Linked DNA regions of Homo sapiens: region 2 is linked to region 1. The links are chromatin loops, found by intact Hi-C in ENCODE. Cell type or tissue: GM12878. All regions are shown on one strand.

Region 1 (2,500 bases):
GGTATACTGCATACTGGTGGGGATTGAAGCCCTGAATTTTAATCATTATCTGTCCATAGACATTAGAAAAAAATATATTTTGCAGAAATAACAGTAAATTGACCATCCTTATTTTGGTCGGCTTCAAGGGAACCTCATCTTGGCCTCAGTGAAGATTGTTTTTTTCTGATATTATCTCCTGACCATCTGGACATGGTTTGTTGTGATATGGAATTTCTGTTGCTTAGAAATATAGTGTCTCTTTTACTCATACTTTTATCTAATCTATATATCTCTCTCAGAGTAAGTCTGAATTTCTTTGAGACTTAAATGCCAAGACTGACCCTAATGTTGCTCTATTTGAAGCCTCTGGAGGAAGAGGTCTATTCCCCATAGACTCTTCATCTAGGGTAGATTTATTTGAATCTCTCTCTCTCTAGGGGAGACAGCAAGAAAATGAAAAGCATATCCGAAAACTGACGTATGAGCACATCGTGATTATGAAAAAGCACAACATGTAGGTTAAATCTAGGGGAGTAAACCTAAATTTTTATCTTGAAAAGTCAATATTCATATGGTCATTTATTCATTAAAAATAGTGATTGAGCATTTACTATGCTCTAGACAGTTCTAGGCTTTGAGGATGAATAAGTAAGCAAACTAGACAACTACTTTTGCCCTTGTGGAACCTGTATAATCTAGTAGGGGAGAACAGACAAAAAATATAAGTAAATGATCTCTTATAGTAGAAGGTAAAAATGTGCTATGGGGGAAAAAGAAGCAATCATGAGAAGGGTGAGGAGTCCTGGTTGCTGGGGGAGATAGACTATAATAGTACACAGAGGGGCTAGACCAGGGCAGGCTTCTCTAAGAAGGTGACTTAAAGATGATGAGGAAGCTAGTCTTACAGAGAGATGGGGAGAAAATATTCAAGCCAGAGAAAACAACCAAGGCAAAGGCATTACCCGTCACACTCTTTCTATCCTGATGTGTTCAAGGAATAGTGAGGAGGTGAGTGTGGCTGGAGTCAAGTAAGAAGCAGAGACGTGTAGAAGCCAGAGCAGCAACATTACAGATTGTAAAAATTAGTAGCTTCTTCTTATCTATTACCACTATTTAAAAAGATATTTTAACTTTGTTGAATAAAAAGTAATCACGCTACTATTTAATCCCTGATATGTAACTGTTCTACGTAGCATTTGTATTCAGATATAAATTGGGAGGTTAAGGGTCAAGAATAAAATTATTTCTGGGGTTGTAAGGACTTAATTTTATCTATCATACTGGAAAAGGTACAAAGCACTTATAAGTACTCTCTAATACTACTTGTAGTCATGAAAATGAAACAGGGCTAGGTTTTTATTCTTACAGATGTCTTCATAAACTCCATCCTACAACATTCCCTTGGGACTATTCCTGTTTGTTCTGAGAATCAGTGTGGGTGACAGTGCTAAGGTTGGTGGATGTTCAGCCAAGCTGAACATCTGGTTTACAAAGGCAACAGAAACCAGATTAGGTAGACTTCTCAGTTCCTTGTGAATTCGACTTAATCTTCTACCCAAGGGGAAGGAGGAGGCCCCTAGTGGTGTCTCTTTTTCTGAACTGCCTTGTACTTTTCCTCTGTAACCCTTTAGCTCTCATGGCTCCTGCCCTGGTTCCTGATTCACTGGGTGACAGCCACTTTCTTCTGGACCCCCACTTACCTATCCTGGACCCTCACTTACCTATCCACCTTTCCACAACTCAGAGAGGCCTCTGTCTCTAATTTCTATTCTCCAATTCAGTTATTATTTTTTTGTTTGGTTTGTCTGTGGTTAAGGCAATTTCTATTTTAAACATAAGTGCAAGAATGTTAAAACCAGGGTCTTATCGACAGGACCAGACTACTGAAAAATATAGGTGTCTTGAACAATTATGGAACATCTATTTCATAACAGCCAATTTGTAATCCAACTCTTATTAATTTTGTCATTTTTGGTAGGGGTAATTTCCTAACTATACTTTTTTTTTTTTTTTTTTGAGACAGTCTCGCTCTGTCACTCAGGCTGGAGTACAATGGTGGGATCTCAGCTCACTGCAACCTCCGTCTCCTGGGTTCAAGCCATTCTTGTGCCTCAGCCACCCAAGTAGCTGGGATTACAGGTGTGAGCCACCACGCCCAGCTAATTTTTGTATTTTCGGTTGAGACGGGGTTTCACCATGTTGGCCAGACTGGTCTCGAACACCTGACCTCAAGTGATGCACCTGCCTCAGCTTCCCAAAGTGCTAGGATTACAGGCTTGAGCCACTGAGTCTGGCTATCTATACAATTAAGAGACTGGATCAGGTTATTTTTATCCTGTCAGTTCTATAATTCTAGGCTTCATAGCCACAGTGATTAAGTAATACTTTAAGTCTTTACTAATTTCATATTTGTGTATATGTGGCGGGGAGCGAGTGTGGGAGAGCCCACACATGCACCCTCTTTATTTAGCAGCTGAGTAGCTGGTGATGTCACTACAGGTTGGGGTTTCAAAAGTCA
Region 2 (2,500 bases), 240 kb after region 1:
ACATTGTAAAACTCAAAACTATGAACATAAAACACATACACAAAACCACTTGACTGCCTGAACCCTCCTTAGAAATCCTGTCTGGTTAACAACCACCACCTGCATATCTGTTTTTGTTCTCTCCCTAGTCCCTTTGCAATTCTGCAAGCAGCCATTTAAGTGTGGGAGCTTAACAAGCAAGACTTAACACACACTGGGTGAAGGCAGAAGGAAAACAAAAAAGTTTATGGTCTCAGTAACACAGGCATGCTAAGGATGAATTAGCACACCAGGAACTGACCCTGGCTATCTACAGACACAGTTCTGCCCTCAGAAGCTCCAACCCACACTTAATGGGGAGCCTTTTAATCACCTTTTTAAAAAGCCATGAAATGTGGCACAGGGACAGTGGGGGCAGGCAACACCCCTCAGTCACCAAGGAAGCTTCTTCCCACAAACACTCTAAGTCACCCTTAGGGCGAGACAGAGAAGCCATTTCTTATGGTGCAATCATAGTTCATTGCAGCCTGGACCTCCTGAGCTCAAGCGATCCTCCCATCTCAGCCTCTGGGGTAGCTGGGGCTCCAGGTGCATACCACCACGCCCAGCTAATTTTTTTTTTTTTTTTTTTTTGGTAGAGTTGGCAGGGTCTCACTAGGTTGCTCAGGTTGGTCTCAAACTCCCAGGCTCAAGCAGTCCTCCCAAAGTGCTGAGATTACAGGCATGAGTTACTGTCCTGACCTCAGGATGGGTTTAATAGGCTGAGCAGTCAGGTAGAGTGACCAGCTGTTTCAATTTTCCCTGAAATGGCATTTCCTGAGACAATCTCAAATCAGGATGAAATGGTTACTCTATAATGGCACTGCTAGGGTTCCAGGTCAGCCAGGCTCTGCCAGGACCTGAGTGAGTGGCAGAGCACAAGTCACTTCATTCATCTCTTTAGGCTGCGTATCTTCATATCCAAAGTGGGAGGTGGAGTAGTATTTTTATCTCTGCCAGTATTTCTCAAAGTGTGGTCTTCTGGTCACCTGTGCCATGAAACAGTGTCTGACAGTGGTATTGCAGTTGTGGGGGTGGGTAGGAACAGTGTACCCTGGTAGGGAGGAGTATTTTATCACTTCTATCAATTCTGTGTTAATAACTGGCTTCACATGGTGCCAATAAAAGACTAACTTTTAACCAATTTTTTTTAATTCTCTACAGCTAATACATCACCTTACTGCGTGTACCCAAAGCAGATCACTCCCACCATTCCCCACTTCAGGACACCACTGTTGTCTGACCCACAGTGGACTTGTAGATCTCTGAATCACTAAGTTTCAATTTCCATTTTCAGTAGAAAGTCTATGACCCTAAATGATGACTGAATTAAAACAGGGGCAATTTTTGGTAATTTGTCGTTATACAGCATTGTGGTTTCATCTTTGCCTTACTTCCTCATTTAATAGACAACCCACCACAAATGTCCCCTTTCATCACCCTAAGATGTCTCTAACAAAGCCTTAAGAAATGAGCAGGTTTGTTAAATTATTTACATGGCTAACTACTTACAAATTATATTTAAACTATGCAGAGCTGGAAAAGTGCCTATAGTTGAAAGCAGGTGCAAATTCCTTCTGAATTAATTTAGTCAGCCTAGGTTCGTCACATTCACACCAATGGAAGTTCCAATTTGGGGGTGCAGGTTTATTTCTCTTAAAGAAAAAAAATACATACATATATTATTTTCAGCTAATTTTGAATGTTTCCATTTTCATAAATGTGATCCCAATGTCACTAGACTGAATTTCTTTTTTCTTAAGGATCAAATTAAGATAATCCACTAGGCTTAAAATTCTGAAAGAAATCAATAAATGTCTGTCTTGAGGCTGTCCTATTTCTGGGAGGCTCTTATTAGGAAAAATGTTTCTGAGCTGTCTAAATATTAATGTACACCCTCAGCAAAGTGATTACATGAGTGTGAAGTGGACAAAGCCCCATTCCTCACTAAGCTGCTAGGGGTGTTTTCTGCCAGCTACAAGAAGAAGAATCAACATCTTCCTCAGAGGAAAAAAAGAGAGAGAAGGGAAAAGAGAATAGGGAAAGTAAAACTCTGTACACAGACAGCCCTAACTAGGGAAAATGGGGATCTATGCAGGAAAGAGGTCTATGGTAAATGTCTATGATGTAAAGGTAAGGCCAGTGAAGTCCCATTTCTGAAAATAAGAGTTTCAACAAACACTCAGAAAGTGATTGTGTGTGTGAATAAACCTGAAGAACAAGTAATCACTATTTCACTGAGCTAGGCATTGCCCTAAACACAATGCAAATATTATCTCATTTAATCCTCACAGCAACCCTATGAGTTTCACATGAAAACTGAGCTTGCAGAGGTTAAGTAATTTGCCCCTAGACCAGTAGCTAGCAAGTGGCAGGGCCAAAACACAGCCCAGGTCTTAAGTCAATATAAATGCCAAACTTGATGTGTGCCCTTACCAGTGGTCAAATACCCAATCAATTTTCCCTTGAGACTGCGTGCAAT

The links. Peaks named below come from ENCODE experiments on the same cell type or tissue, not always from the same donor. Only the 100,000 strongest peaks of a DNase experiment are listed, where the experiment ranks them.
Region 2: a loop joins it to region 1, with 2.4 times the contacts of the local background. A loop is called at or near these places in 8 of 110 quality-filtered maps.

Annotation. Positions count from the first base shown.
Region 1 is chr2:168,711,230-168,713,729 of GRCh38, reverse strand. The region is part of intron 6 of CERS6 (ceramide synthase 6); the gene reads right to left. Among named protein-coding and RNA genes, the nearest start is that of CERS6-AS1, 74 kb to the left of the region's middle. In GM12878, a CTCF peak has its summit at 1,536; DNase peaks (open chromatin) are centred at 1,469 and 1,771; H3K27ac peaks cover 951 bases.
Region 2 is chr2:168,468,325-168,470,824 of GRCh38, reverse strand. All of the region lies in intron 1 of CERS6 (ceramide synthase 6), which reads right to left. It overlaps LOC102724081 (a long non-coding RNA gene), which reads left to right. Exons shown (of 4, transcript XR_002959433.2): 1 at 1-2,500. Among named protein-coding and RNA genes, the nearest start is that of CERS6, 13 kb to the right of the region's middle. In GM12878, no CTCF peak of the experiment used is centred here; a DNase peak (open chromatin) is centred at 1,364; H3K4me3 peaks cover 1,239 bases; H3K27ac peaks cover 2,500 bases.